Linked DNA regions of Homo sapiens: region 1 is linked to region 2. The links are chromatin loops, found by intact Hi-C in ENCODE. Cell type or tissue: ascending aorta. All regions are shown on one strand.

Region 1 (8,000 bases), 86 kb before region 2:
TGTTGGAAATGAGTTAACTGGTTCAGCAAGCATGTGGTCAGTGCTATAGTAAGTGCTGAGTTTAGGTCAGTAAGTGAGAAATGGTTCTGCTTTGGAGGAGCTCATAGTCTTAGTGGAAGAGGAAGGGAAATTGGCTATGTTAGAATGTTCTGTCATCAATTTCCCATTTTACTGGAGAAGAAACAACCTAGATTATTTTTAAAATGTCTTATGTGCCAGGCCCAGTATCTATGGTAAATCTGTTTTTGGCTTTTAAAAAAAATCTTCAACAGCAACCATGTTGATTGACCTTAATGCTCCCATTTTCCAAATGAGGAAAACGAGGTGCACAAAGACTAACTCAGTTGCCTAGGGTCACTCAGAATCCTGATTGTAACTCCATCATGCTAAAAGTTGGCAACTCTGTGCTCCTTGAAGCTGCTGGATTATGTCCCTTAGTCATAGGTTGGTTGGGGGAGCCCCCTCGTTTTTTTTTTTTCCTTTTTCTTCTTCTTTTTTCTCCTAAAGCCACAGTGCACTCCTAAATATCATGCTATTATGAAACAGGAAAATGCATAGTTTTTTTTTGCCTCATGCCCAGAGGTCTTCCTAACATTTTGTACTTGCTTTCCACCTGTTAACAGCACATATACATTTATGTCTTTGGTTCACTTTAGAAAGGACAGGATTGCACTTATGGGCAGATTATGCTTCAGTGGCAGGCCAGTTAAGGAACGTGGAAAACATGCACCCTAGAAGAGGAATGCTAATGGAAAAATCAAGGGTTTCTTGAATTTTAGGTCCAGAATGCTGTTCACCAACATCAGCAATTCCCTATAGGGCCGCCATGTTCAGAGTTGTACACAGGACTTGTCTCCTGTAATGAGTTGGAATTCTTGCAAATTTGAAAATTGAGGGTAGGGAGTAACTTTTCAGGAGAGATATTATAGCACATCTTGATTCTAAAGGCCATTTGTCCATTTCCTTTCTGAATGACTGTTAGAATGTTCTTCCTTAGAATGAAGTCTTCCTTATCGAAGATGAACTTTACCTCTCTACAGCCTCCTACCCACTGATCTTAAGATAAAACCACTCTAGTGTTTTTACAAAGTAGTCTTTCAAATATGTAAAATATTCTCCCTACCAGTCCCTGGTGGATCTTCGTATATCCAAGCTACACATCCTCAGTTATGTCACTTCTCTCTCCTGTGACATATTTCATGCTTCTCTCCATTCTGATCTCTTTGAATTTGACCTGTCATAGTTTCTAGATGGTTACAACCAAAACTGGACACTATTTCTAGTTTTGTCTGGTCAGCCAAGAGTGCAAATGGGTCATTTGTTTCTCATGATGCAGTAATGTTATTCTTCTGTTAATGTTTCCTATGCTGCATATCAATAGCTGTGTAACAAATCACCACAGAGCTTAGTAGACTTAAAACAATAACAATCATTTATTTGCTTATGAATCTGAAGTTTATGCAGGTCTCAGAGGAAATGACTCATCTCTGCCCACTTGGAATCACCTGGGGTGGCTCAGCTGGAGCTGGAGGAGCCATTGCTATGATGGCTCACTTACCTGGCTGGCCAGTTAGTATTGGTTGTCAGCTGGGAATTTAGCTAGAACTGTTGTCAGGGGCTTTGTTCTTCTCCATGTTGTTGCTTGAGCTTCCTCACAGCATAGCAATGTGGTTCTGAGCTTTAGTATTCCAAATGACAAGAAGTAGCAACTGCTAGTCTTTAAGATTTGGACCCCAAACTAACACAGTGTTGTATTGGTCAAGTAGTCACAGAGACCACCTTGATTCAAGAAGTGGGGCCATAGACCTCACTTCTTGACAGGAAGGGTGACAAAGAATTTGTGGCCGTTTATAATCTACCACACTTGCCAAATTTTTGGTCTCTGTCCTTCTCTCTATTTCCAGCTGAGTCATACACCTTAAACTCCTCAACTAAAACCCCAAGAGTTAGATTTGAATTTTTGTTAAGGTGAGTCTCCTCACCTTAATGAGATACCCCTCTGCAGACTAACATCAAGACATTAACCAAAATGTTATGTGACTCTGGTGATTTATTTATTTATTTATTTTTTGAGATGGAGTTTCCTGTCACTCTGGTTGCCCAGGCTGGAGTGCAATGGCGTGATCTCGGCTCACCACAACCTCTGCCTCCCAGGTTCAAGCAATTCTCCTGCCTCAGACTCCCTAGTAGCCGGGATTACAGGCATGTGCCACCACGCCCAGCTAATTTTGTATTTTTATTAGACACAGGGTTTCTCCATGTTGGTCAGGCTGGTCTCGAACTCCTGACCTCAGGTGATCTGCCCGCCTGGGCCTCCCAAAGTGCTAGGATTACAGGTGTGAGCCACCACGCCCGGCCTGGTGATTTATTTGGGTAAGAAATGACTTAACAGTGCCATTCTACCCAAGTTCTCTGACTTAGCCAGAGAAATTTAGGTGGTAATTGCAGAAGAGCAAACAGAACATGAGTTTGATGTGAATTTCATGCATGGTTTACTTTTCTTTTGATGTTTCGTCAGTCTACAGATGTGGAAAGTCTTTAGTGACCAAGTGGTATGGATGGATTTCTTCGGTGATCATTTTAGATTAATGGGTTATAGAATATTTTATTTTGAGTTATTATAGGTGGCTGTAATTTAGAAAGCAGGAAAGTATGAAACCAAGACTTGAATTTCTCTTGTGGTTTGGGGCTGTAGTCATTGTTTTCTTAGTTAGTAGTTGTGACAGAATTTGAGCCCTTCATTCCAGCAATCCAGGACCCAATATATAGCGTTTATTTGCCATCACCCCTCCTTAATATTAGCTTAGGTGTTTTTGTTTTTATTTTTTAAAGTAATAGCATCCCTGTATAGCAAAACCATTTCATATGCCTGCTTGATACCACAGGCTGAATAAATACAGCACATTAACTATGGAAACAGCCACATATTGAAGAACTAAAGAAAAACTCTAGAGTTTAATTACTCGAATATTTATATGCTCCTTCTTCAGTTTTGTTTGTTTTTCCTACTAATAGATATTTGTAGGGAGAGCCCTTATATCTACTGAAAGCTGCTTGTTTGTGAATGAAGGTTTCTGTGATGAAATATTCATGGGTACTTTTCATGATCTACATATGTGACATAAAATGCCAAGTAGGAAGACTGAATTTGATGCAAGGGGCTAATTGCATCAGGAAGAATGTCATTCATTCATCAAGCAGTCATTGAACATCTCTGGATTAAGAAACAGATAGTTCCTGTTCTTAAGAAGCTCATAAGCTACTCACTGTAATTGAAAAGTAGACCAATAATTATACTATGAGTTGTAAACTCCAACCAGAGAACCCAGAGAAGAAACATACTATCTAGCCTGAGAAAATGACTTTTTGGAAGCCTTTATTTTTTTTCTTCCTCCATGGATCATGAGGCAAATAAAAGGAAAACTTGTTGTCAGAATTGTCTTTAGAAAAACTTTGTTACTCTTTGTTTTAGGTGGTGATATTTTAAAAGAAAAGACAATGTCCCCCCCATTCAGTGTCCCACTGAAAACCTGTATTTGCTCTACATCTGAAAATATCTGCATTCCAACGTGGAGCGATGCAATGCAAATGGCAAATGCTGCCTCAGTGGCCTCTGCCCCATGACTGCAGGAAGCATTAAGCAGAACTGCTGAATAGCAGGAATATAATGGTCTGTCTAATGGGAAGTTCTTGGCTCCCATAACTCCTCTAATAACATCAGCACCACTATACTCCTCTATAACTCCTCTAATAACATCAGCACCACTTCATTCCCTTGCATTTATGTGATGTTTCAGTTTAAAAAGCGATTTTACAAAATGGAGCACGTTCTTTCCTCGTGGTATCTCTGGGAGGGACATAGGGCAGGTGTTGTTATTGCTGCTTTGCTTTTGCAGATAGGGACACTGAGACCCACTGAGGTGAGGAAGTGGCGCAAAGCCACACTGCCCGCCAGTGACTGGCGTACCTAGGACAGGAACACAGTGGTCTGCTATGTGTCCCAGCATGCCTTCTCCTAAATCACGCTCCAGTCATGTGGTAAGAGAGGATAATTCATAGATTAGGTAAGAAGTTTTCAGTCAGAAATAAGAGAACCCTCCAATAGGGAAAGGATTTTTGTTTGTTTTTAATTTAAAAAATCAGCAAAGAAAACTAGCAAAATGAAACAGGAGCTGTGCCTATCTCTTGCCAATCCAACATTCCATTGTTGTTTGTTTTAAATAATGTGAAGGAGTCTGATTTGCTTGCCTAAGGAAAGAATTTGAAAAGATACAGGCTCTGGTTCTAAGTTTCCAACTTGGTCAGTAATTTGCTATGACTATGGGCAAGGAAAACAGCAGCTGTTGGAGTAGTTTCTTTTGCTGAAAGAGATAGTAAGCACTACCTTCCATTTTCTTTCTAAAATTTTTTTTTAAATGAAAAGAAAATGTTTTTAGAGACTCCAGCCTGGGCGACAGCCTGTGCACTTCACAGTGCTGCCCACTGCAGCTTTGAACTCCTGGGCTTAGGCTGTCCTCTCAGCCTCCTGAGTAGCTAAGACTGCAGGTGTATGCCACTACATACGTCCAATTTTTTATTTTTTTGTAGAGATGGGCTATTGCTATGTTGCCCAGGCTAGTCTAGAAGTTCTGGGCTCAAGTGATCCTCCTGCCTCAGCCTCCCAAAACACTGGGATTACAGGTGTGAGGCACTGTACCCAGCCTGCTTTCCATTTTCTTAGTGAGTAGCGTCTTTGACATGAAGTTAAAGCCAGGTACTATGAGTGCTCACCTGATTTTTGGTTCTTACGAAAGTGCTTTTTTTCTGTAGACAGTTGTTAAATTGGTTTCCTTGCAGGGGCGATGACCAGTGGAGCCTTATATTCTGCCATCTTGCTCTGCCCCTTAATGAGTAGGGTCTGAATCATGCTTTGTATTGTATATGAAAATGTACTTGTATTCTTTTCAACTGTTCTCCTTTACTCTGGAACTTTCATCCCCATTGAGGACAGAAAAGCACATTAAGTGGTCAATTAAAAATTACATCATCTGTTCAAATTTCCAGCAGTCTGTTTTGGAGTGACTCAGGTTTTCTGGGAGATGTGGGAGGGGTAAATGCCCAGTTAAGTAAAAACTTAAACTCTGTATCAGGCTTATATCTTCCTTCTTAAAAGGTTTTCCCTCTCTCTCCTCCTTCTGACATGGCGTTGGGTGCAGGAAGAGGTGGTGTACAGATGGCCCCTGTCTGGGGACTGCTGCCTGGTAGAGGGCCCCATCCTGTTGTCTTTGCATTGGCCTCTCTCCTTGCTGCCTCTGCCACCAAAGGATTTCTGGACTGTTGGTGTGCCTGTGGCCCAAGGGCTTGGCATTCTCCACTGGCATTGGTTGGCCCACAGGTTCCTGAGATCCAGCGGCCACTCACATTTAATCGCTGTCTCTGCCCTTTGTTACAGAATCATCATGCCAATAAGCAGTCTTTTAAAAAAACATTTTTATTTTATGATAATTCCAAACTTACAGAAAAAGTGCAAGAATAACACAGAGAACTTCTGAATGCCCTTAATTCAGTTTTAACATTTTGCCATATTTGTTTTATTATTCTATGTATATACATTATTAGGTATTTTCTGAGTCATTTGAGAATAGGATTTTGCTCCAGAGAAGGTGGTCTAGAAGGATGAACCAAAATCTTTCTAGTGAATGGAGCTTTCATATTCCTTTCTTTTCTCTGCTTTCTTCCAATTCTTCTTTCTTTCTTTCTTTCTTTTTGAGATAGGGTCTTGCTCTGTCACCCAGGTTGGAGTGTAGTGACATGATCACAGCTCACTGCAGCCTCAACCGTCCTGTTTCAAGCGATCCTCCCGCTTCAGCCGCCTGAGTAGCTGGGACTACAGGTATGCACCACCAGGCCTGGCTGATTTTTCGTATTTTTTGTAGAGATGGGGTCTCCCTATGTTGCCCAGGCTGGTCTCAAACTCCTGGACTCAAGTGATCCGCCTGCCTTGGCCTTGCAAAATGCTGGGATTACAGGCATGAGCCACTGTGCCCAGCCTGCATTTCCCGTTGTTGATATTCTTAAAAGTGTATGTCTAGACCATCAGATAGGCCAGGTGTGACTGGTCTGACTAGAGGAGAATGATGTTATCCTTCATTTGCTCCTTTGTTTATTTATTTAATCAACCAGCACAGTGGTATTGAAGATCATTACCTGCAAGACACTGTACTAGGTGCTGCGATACAATCCTGCCTTTATGAAGTTTGTACTCTGATTAAGAGATAATTATATTTTTAAGTCAGAGTTAATTAGGCTGCTTGCGGTGGCTCATGCCTGTAATCCCAGCACTTTGGGAGGTCGAGGCAGGTGGATCAACTGAGGTCAGGAGTTTGAGACCAGCGTGACCAATATGATGAAACTCCGTTTCTACTAAAAATACAAAAATTAGCCAGGTGTGGTGGTGGCATGTGCCTGTAGTCCCAGCTATTCAGGAGGCTGAGACAGGAGAATTGCTTGAACCCAGGAGGCAGAGATTGCAGTGAGCTGAGATCCCACTACTGCACTCCAGCCTGGGTGACAGAACTAGACTCTGTCTCAAAAAAAAAAAAAAAAAAGAGTTAATTAAAAGAAACTTACGAAAGATTACTATTTTCCTCATTCTAGATGCTATAGTTTTCTTAATACAGCTTAAGTTGTATCAGGATTCATATTCTGTTGTGTTCACAAATTCATTTAAAATAATTCACAACTTTTTACAATGTTTTTAAGTCACATCTCTTTTATCCTGTTTTTATTCAGTTAGATTTTATAAATTATAAATTCAGGAATTTATAATTTATTCTCACTCAGGTATCATCTTTGAGAGCAGGCATGCTATTATTTTTTGTGCTTTAACATCTGATACCATGCCTGGAATATGGCATTCCTAAATGTTTATGGATAAAAATTAAATTTTAGTTTACTAAATATAAGTCATCCACTTAGAGCATTATCTTTTTAAATTATGGTTCATTCACTGCTATCTTTTCCAGTTTCATTGTTTTGCAGAGTTTTTTTTTTTTTAACCTTGCATTCTCTATTTTAATCCCAGTTTCTGATACAAATGTAAAACACATGATAAAGGGAAGTACCTCTTGAGAGAAGCTGTTCAAACAGTTATGAATCCATCTATTTGAATGAGCTTGTCATTCCCCATTTTCCATACAGAGCTAAGGGACACTTGGCAAATATCACATTCACATGGGCCTCATGTGCTACATTTTTCTCATCTGCCAAAGATGGGAAACACGGCTGGTATTAGAGAACTCGTGAGAGCGCCATCTCTTAGCTTCCTATGAGGGCTGATTCCTTCAATAAGGCATGAATCATTGTTCGTTTTTAGCAAAGGTAGATGCATGAAGGACCAGATTGAGATGGTAAATATGCATAAAGTAATAAGTTTGAAAGCAGTTCAGGAATATAATAGTAGACCTATTGAAGCATGTTATCAATGCAGGAAATAGAAAAGATAAAATTAGAAAAACCACATTCAAGAACTGACTTTTTTAAAGTAGTGAAAGGTTGGAAGACTTCTAAAAGGTCTAAAATAACATGAGAAACACATTGAGTAGTGATGTATTCTGACTTCTTCATGTGGAGAGGGCCAAAAATAATAAATTATACTGTTCTTGCATATTTCTTAGATAACTATTTTGAGTTATGTGTGATAAAAAGGGATGATCAGAGGGTGTTTCCTTAAATTAATATTTGAATATTCCCTTCATGAATATAGACTTAAATTACTCAAAATATATGCTTAACTTTTTTCATTATTGTTAAAATGGTACATTATCATTTTTGAAAAAATTGAAAAAAAAACATTGAAAAGTACAAAGAATCTAAAGATTACCCACGCCCTACAAATAATACTAAGGGTTACAGTTTTGATTGAGGAAGGCTTTGTAAGAAGTCTAAGCATAGATTATTTAGGGAGAAGTTTATCTAGTTTATCTATTCGCCAGTTTCTCGTTTAATAGAACAGTTATATC
Region 2 (8,000 bases):
TTGATGGGAGGAATATGTCCACAACAGCAAAGGCTTATTTTCCTCTCATGCTCCATCTCTATTTCAGGCCAGGGAGGGATCAGCTCCATATTATCCTCACACAGGGCCCTGGATTGCCAGAGACTCCACTATCTAGAATGAGAAGAGGAAGGAGGCATGGTGTATATAAAATGGTCTTGTTGTAGGACTTTCTCCTTAGTTCTGTTAAAAGCCGGGTTCTTGTTACACTACCTTGAAAGATTAGGCTCACAGACACTTTGAAGGGTGAGAACGGCAGGGTTTATTAGGTGAAAAGGAAAAAAAAAAAAAAAAAAAAAGAGGAAACAGGGATGCTTGGCAAAGCAAGAGTCCTGCTAGCAGGCTTCCCGCCTCACAGATTGAATCCCATGTACCACCTCGGAACAGGAGAGGCCAGGCTCTTCCCCACTGCAAATAGCGTGAACTTCCCGAGGCTCCACCCCAGTGTATGCTCCACCCCATTGTATACTCTTCCCAGTGCCCAGGCTGGTTGGAGGTTCTCCAGTGACCCCTTTTAACTGGCTGTCTTAGTCTTACAGCTTCCACCTGGAAGTGACATATATTTCATGTCCAAAGCAAATGACACAGCTTTACCTAACTTCAACTGAGCAGGAAAGTACAATGCTAATGTGTCTGGAAGAAGCACCAGAAGTAGATGGTGAGTAGCACAAATGACTATCTTTCTGGTTGCCAGATATCTGATTCACTCTTTTTCCTACACACAAAATACGCTCACTTCTCCACCAAGGGATGTAACAACAAAAATCCCTTCTGGGGCCAGGCGAAGTGGCTCATGCCTGTAATCCCAGTGCTTTGGGAGGTTGAGGTGGGCAGATTGCCTGAGGTCAGCAGTTCGAGACCAGCCTGGCCAACAAGGTGAAACCCTGTCTCTACTAAAAATACAAAAATTAGCTGGGCATGGTTTCAGGTGCCCGTAATCCTAGCTACTGGGGAAGCTGAGGCAGGAGAATTGCTTGAACCCAGGAGGTGGAGGTTGCAGTGAGCTGAGATCGTGCCATTGCACTCCAGCCTGGGCAACACAGTGAGACTCCATCTTGGGGAAAAAAAATCCCTTCTGGTTGTAACATCTCTGTGGCATGCCCTCTTGTCTTATTTTGAATCCAAATGTGGCTCCAATTGATCTGGACACCGTGGGCTTAACAGTTATTTGCCCTCAACACACAATGTATGTACTGGTTTCTGTGGTTTGAATGTGCCCAGTAAAACTCATTGAAATTTAATTGCCATAGTGATGGTATTAAGAGGTAGGACTGTGAAGAGGGCCCATCCTCATGAATGGATTAATGTTATCTTGGGAGAGGGTTTGATATTGCAGGAGTGGGTTTTTGTGAAAGCAAGTCTGGCCCTCTCTTGCTCTCTTTCCTTCTTGCTTTCTTGCACTCTCTTGCCCTTTTGCCTTCCACTTTGGGATGACACAGCATGAAGGCTCTTACCAGATGCGAGCCCCTTGACCTTGGACTTCCCAGCCTCCAGGACTAAGGAAGAAATTTGTTTATAAATTACAAGTCTGTGGCATACCATTATAGCAACACAGAATGAACTAAGACACTGATTGAACAGAAGTGGGATAACCACAGTGAACACTCCCATTTAGAAGATGAAAAGTGAAGCATGGGAAACCACAGTGAGCACTGGTCTGTAATGATTCTGAAATCTCATGTTTTGAGCTTCCATATCTTGAGAATAGAGAATGTTCTTTGATTGGGCCTTGAGCCCATTTCCTGGAGTAGTGCTCTTGTTCATTAGTCTCTGTGGCATCTGGGTTCACCTTCTGAGAGATTTTTTTTATTTTCTGTGATTTTTCTTTGCCATATCTGAAGAGACTGTCAAAGAAATTGCCCTCCCCAGGAGCAGAACAACTTTCTCAACCTTTCCTGCCTCACACTGGGGCCAAAGGATCATTTTAAGTTTCAAAAAGTCAGCCTTTTTCAGTGCAGGTGGTTCTTCAGTAGTACAATTTTCTAAAAAATTTATTCTATTTGATACAGCATCATATGCCAAATAACCACACCACAGTGTGTCTAAGACATTACTCATTCCTGTTGCCTTAATTAATGAAACTTAATATTAACTTGAGCCAATACCATCTCTGGACTGATTTCTGTATTAATTAGAATGGGCTAGCATATGCAACAGTAACAAACAGCCCCACATGTCTCAGCGGCTTAAAATAACAGTTTTTTTCTTGCTCACACTACATGTGCATTTTTGGTCAGTAGAGAACCTTGTTCTGCACTGTGGAGGCCATTGGACCCTCACCATCTAGGATTATACTCATTGCCATGGCAAAGAGAAGTTTGGCAAATTGCATACTGGCTTTAAAAAAAAAAGAATGCCTTTATTGAGGTATAATTTAAATACCATTAAATTTACTCCTTTTAAAAACAGGTCTACATTTAGTAAATGTGTACTTTTGTGCAGCCATCACCATAATCCAGTTTTAGAACGCACCTATCACCTCAAAAAGTTCCCTCTTGTCCCTTTGCTGTCAATCCCTAAACTCAACCTCTTAGGCCCAGGAAAACACTGACCTATTTACAGCTGTAATTTTGCCTTTAATACAAAATTTACTTTGTATTAAAATACAAGATAATGAGTGGTATCTCATTGTGGTTTTTGATATGTATTTTTCTTTTTTCTTTCTTTCTTTCTTTTTTTTTTTTTTGAGATGGAGTCTCGCTCTGTCACCCAGGCTGGAGTGCAGTGGTGTGATCTTGGCTCACTGCAACCTCTGCCTCCCGGGTTCAAGTGATTCTCCTGCCTCAGCCTCCCAAGTAGCTGGGATTACAGGCATGCGCCACCATGCCCAGCTAATTTTTGTATTTTTAGTAGAGATAGGGTTTCATCATGTTGGCCAGGCTGGCATCAAACTCCTGACCTCAGGTGATTCACCCATCTTGGCCTCCCAAAGTGCTGGGATTACAGGCATGAGCCATCACGCCAGCCTGATTTGTATTTTTCTAATGACTAATGATATTGAGCATTTTTCACGTACTTTTTGACCATTTATGTATTTGCTTTGGAGAGAAAAAGCTATTCAAAGCTTTCGCCCATTTTAAAATTTGGTTTTCTTACTACATCTTTATCAGATACGTGATTTGCAAATATTTTGTTCTGTGATTTGTCTTTTCATTTTTTTGATAGTGTCCTTTGACATAAAAGTTTTTAATTTTTGTGAGGTCCAATTTATCTGTTTTGTTTTTGTTTTTGTTTTTGTTTTTTTGGTTGCTTGTGATTTTAGTATCATATCTAAAAGTCCATTGCCTAATCCAAGGTCATACAGATTTATACCTATGTTTTCTTCTAAGAGTTGTATAGTTTAACTCTTAAATTTGGATCTTTGATCCAGTTTGAAGTAATTTGAGTATATGATGTGAGGTAGAGGTTCAACTTCATTCTTTTGCATGTGGATATCCTGTTGTCCCATCACCATTTATTGAAAATCACATTGACTTTTAAAGCTTCCATCCAGAATTTTCACATGGATCACTTCCATCCATATTTCATTGGTCTAAGCAAGTCATGTGGCTATGCCCAGATTCAAGGAGACAGGTAGGTACAATTCTACCCATCTATCCATGGTTCTGAGTTCACATATTAGAATTCTGTGACCCTCTTTCTCAGTACAGGTTACAAGTCCTCATAGGGGGAGTTTTTATTGGCCTAGCTTGGGAGAGGTGTGGTGACCCTCCCTTCAAACAATTGTAACTAAGAGAACAGGGTCATTTGGAACAAACATGGCTGCTGGAAGTTCACCCTATGGACTGGTGAGTGGGATAGTTAAGGGTAAGTGGTCATTATAACCCAGGTAAGTTACCCCCAAAATATCATCTATCATTTGGAATCTAACTCTGGTTTAGGTTACTTGAAAAGTGATCCACAACTATATGTTCCCTGATGACACTTTTGTTTGCAAATGTTGATTGAGTTCCTACTATTTCCTGTCAGACGGCTCCAGGCACTTGGAAAATACTGGTGAATAAACAGATTGTGTCCTTCTTGGAGCTTATATTCTAATGGGATGGGTCAGGCATTACACAATAAATGGGATAAGTAAATTATATAATGCAGGGGTTGGCAATTTAAGGCCCTCAGGCAGACTGCCTATTTTATAAGTAGTGTTCTAGAACACAGCCATGCCCATTCATTTGCATATTATCTACAGCTGCTTTCAAAATACACCAGCAGAGTTGGATAGTTGCAACAGATATCTAAGGCAAACAAACTTAAAATATTTACTATCTGACTTGTTAAAAAAACATTCACTGACCCCTAAATAATCTGTAGAAGGTGATAGGTGCATTTGGAAAGAGAAAAGGTATCCAAGTAAGGGGACCTGGGGATGCTGAGGTGGGGAAGGATGTCAGTTGTAGTTTTAAAAAAGATGGTTACAGCTGGCTTCATCAAGAAGGTCAAGTTAGAGCAAAGACTTGACAGAGGGGAGGGAGCTAAATTGATATCTGGGGGAAGAGCATTTCAGGAAGAAAACAAAAGCCCATACAAAGGCTTTAAGAAAGGGTGTGCCAAATGTGTTCTGAGGACATCAAGGAGACCATGTGGCTGGCCTGAGGCACTGAGGGGACAGTAGCAGGAGACGAGTCACATAGGTGGTTAAGTACTGACGAAAGTCAGATTTTACTCTTCTTGCAAGCTAACAAGGTTAGCCTGCACAGTTTTGTGGATTCTGGCAGAAGACATGAGAATCCTGGGTCAGAGAAAAAAATGCTTTATTACTCATGGCACAACAAGCGTCATGAACACTGGCACATTTGTGTCAATTCCCCTTGCCTGCCAAGTCCCACAAGGGTGATGTGGAGGGGCTCAGGTGGCTGCTGCACCCTCAATGGGTTTGTGTCACAGCAGAGGAGCCTCTCAGGGAACCTGAATCTTTTTTTTTTTTTTTTTTTTTGAGATGGGGTTTTGCTCTTTCTCCCAGGCTGGAATGCAGTGGTGCAATCTGGGCTCACTGCAACCTCTGCCTTCCGGTTTTGAGTGATTTGCCTGCCAAGGCCTCCCGAGTAGCCGGGGTTATAGGTGCCTGCCACCACACCTGGCTAATTTTTGTATTTTTAGTAGACACAGGGTTTCACCATGTTGGCCAGGCTGGTCTCGAACTCCTGACCTTGTGATCCGTCCGCCTCGGCTTCCCAAAGTGCTGGGATTACAGGCATGAGCCATCACGCCTGGCCAAACCTGAATCTTTTATAACAGACTGCAAGCAAACTTTCTTGCCCTTTCCTCGGAAGATAGACATTCTCTTTGCCTCACACTGAACAGTAAGCAAACCTGCCTTCTTCTCTGGGGGGAGACACTATATCTTACAAAGCTGCTCATTCCAAACAGTTTTGAAAAGCTAGTCTGGAACAAAGCCAGTCAGTACCTTTTCTTTGAGGTATGCAGAAAAGCAAGAGACCTATAATATTGTCTCTGAATGGCAGGTTTATAAGTAATCTTCAGAATGTAATGGGGCCATTTAAAAAACTTTGACTTTTACCCTGACTGAAATGAGCAACCATTGCAGTTTTCAGCAAAGGAGTGGCATGGGCTAACAAGTTTTGAAAAGACTGGATATTGAGGGTAGAGTGAGGTGGATGAGGTAGAAGCAGGAGACGAGGCCATCACAGTGACCCAGACCATAGTATGATGTCTGGGGTTTGGGCCTGAATGACCAGAAGGGTGGAGTTGCATCAGCTGAGATGGGCAAAGTGGCAGACTGAGCAGGTTTTGGAGGAATGCTCAGAAGGCATTATGGACATAATGAGTTTAAGATCCTTATTAAGGATCTTATAAGACATCTTGATGTTGAGAGGGCAATTAGATAAATGACACTGGAATTTGGAAAAGAGGCTTGGGTTGAGATAAAAAGTTGTGAGTCTTTGGTATGCAGATGGCATTGAAAGCCATGTGACTGAAGACTTATGAGAAAACCTCAGGAAATGCCTCCAATATTTCATCAGTAATTATGATTTTGGGTGAAATACATGTTCTGTTCACCCTCAAAGCTGAATTAAGCCTGCTAAGATTCAGATTGGATAAAATGTAATATAGATGAAAAATACTAAGCACAAACTTAAAAATGAGGTCTTCTGATAAAACAATTAGGGCCTTTGTCTGGCTTTTTGTAGACTTCCATATAGCTAAAAAAGGCAAAGTGTCATTTGAGCTTTAGAGGAAGGGGAGAGGAAGCCAAGCATAAAATCTCAAATTTTAATTAAGAAAATTTGACAATGTTAAACAAGAAGCAGCTGCGAGGGGGGAGATTTGTGTGCATTTTTAGCCCTGCTTTGAAAGCCTCAGATTGATTGTCTTTGGAGCAGAATGGAGCAAATTGTCACAAATCTTGTTTTCTGAGAAACCAGTTATGTCAACATTACAGCATGCCACAGCCAGCATGCCAAAAATAACACGAAAAGGAACGGCTGCAAATCTATTTAGGATTAAGCCAGTAATTATTGCGTTTGTGATCATTTCCAAGAATTGTTCCTACCCAAATATTAAATGGAAAATAAGAGCTCATTCCAGCCCTGAAAGTTTTCCATCTCATTTTTTTCTTCACTCACTAAAGATTTATGTTAATAAACTATTAATAGTTTTAAACAGAGAACTTCTATGTTGAAATTAAAAGCAAAGTCATTTTAATAATATGTTGGAGGCTTTATATTTTTCTTTATTAAAAGAGAAAAACATTTCTCTTTTTTCTTTTTATTTCTGTGTCTGAAGTTACTTATAACAATAAAACTTCTTAAAACCCAGACTGAAGGCATGTGTTCATTTAAAGTCTTGAGACACCACCTATTTCCTGATCTCCTCTACATTATTAAATAAGCAAATCTTAATTCATCCAAAATTCTAGTTGGCAAACTCTGGGTGACCATGGAGATTAGAGTGGTGATAAGGGAACCGGTGTAGTGATGGAGCTAACCTCTCTTTAATTTGGCTATTAAATGGCTTCTCCGAAAAGAGACGGAATCCCTTATTTCAGGAAAATGGATTTAAAAAAAAATGATTACAGCATAATTATTTTAAAAATACGCTTTAATATTTATCTGGCTGCTTCTTCCCCTGTTCCCATATTCCCCCTACAAGTTAGGTATATCAGCAGATCATGTAAATATTTATAGTACTTGTTAATCTATTAGGAAATGTATATTCTGACATTTTAGCGCCATGGGGGATTCTTTTTTTTTCTCTAATTTTTGTCTGAGATTTATGCATAGCTTTTATCCAGTAGGAAGAAGGACACATTCTTCCCCTACCCTTTCTCGCCCAGGTGAGCTTCCTAAGGCCAAATCACGCAAAGTTTGACCACAAAAGGTGACTTACTGACTAGCTGTCAGAAAGATGAATGCTTCCTTTAAAAATAGCAGCATGGTGTTCCTTGTCAACAAAACTGTGGCTCTTAGAAAGGATGCCATAGGCCTTATGGTTAGGACCGTCTGGGTAGGTTCAGTTCATTTGTAGAACAAAGATTTCTGTTGCAATGCTCTTTTAGCCATCCAGCTTCATTCGTTTTAAGGGCTAGACCTTGTTCTTCAGCCATTTGGCAATCTGTGTATGGAGTACTGGATACAGTGTGGTTTAGTGCAGTGGTTCCCAGCTTTTCACATCTTAAATTCTACAAATCTTTTTTCGGGGAATGGGGAGGACGAGGTGGAGAGGCACCTGTTATTGCTGTCTAAGCAGAAAGTGAGATGGCGTGAGGGTGCGGGGAGGGACGGTATTGCAGATTGGAGCACTACCATGTACCTTTAGGATGCCCTCCTCCTCATCTTCCTAGATGAGCTCTGTGTCCCTAGACTTAGTTTACACAAACACACAAAAAATAGTAAGTGTCCATGATTTTGATTATCAAAATAATCCTTGGCTGGATAATCATTCTTGGGCGATATTGTTGGGGCGAATGAGGGGACTGAGGGAGCACAAAATCTCAATAACTGATGCTAAAACCCTGTGTCCCCCAT

Evidence for each region. Peaks named below come from ENCODE experiments on the same cell type or tissue, not always from the same donor. Only the 100,000 strongest peaks of a DNase experiment are listed, where the experiment ranks them.
Region 1: a loop joins it to region 2, with 4 times the contacts of the local background. A loop is called at or near these places in 3 of 110 quality-filtered maps.

What each region holds. Positions count from the first base shown.
Region 1 is chr9:15,240,330-15,248,329 of GRCh38, reverse strand. All of the region lies in intron 2 of TTC39B (tetratricopeptide repeat domain 39B), which reads left to right. Among named protein-coding and RNA genes, the nearest start is that of TTC39B, 63 kb to the left of the region's middle. In ascending aorta, no CTCF peak of the experiment used is centred here; a DNase peak (open chromatin) is centred at 3,932; H3K4me3 peaks cover 900 bases; H3K27ac peaks cover 7,670 bases.
Region 2 is chr9:15,154,411-15,162,410 of GRCh38, reverse strand. All of the region lies in intron 2 of LOC124902123 (a long non-coding RNA gene), which reads right to left. Among named protein-coding and RNA genes, the nearest start is that of TTC39B, 150 kb to the left of the region's middle. In ascending aorta, no CTCF peak of the experiment used is centred here; DNase peaks (open chromatin) are centred at 2,940, 4,830, 6,410 and 7,714; H3K4me3 peaks cover 947 bases; H3K27ac peaks cover 6,698 bases.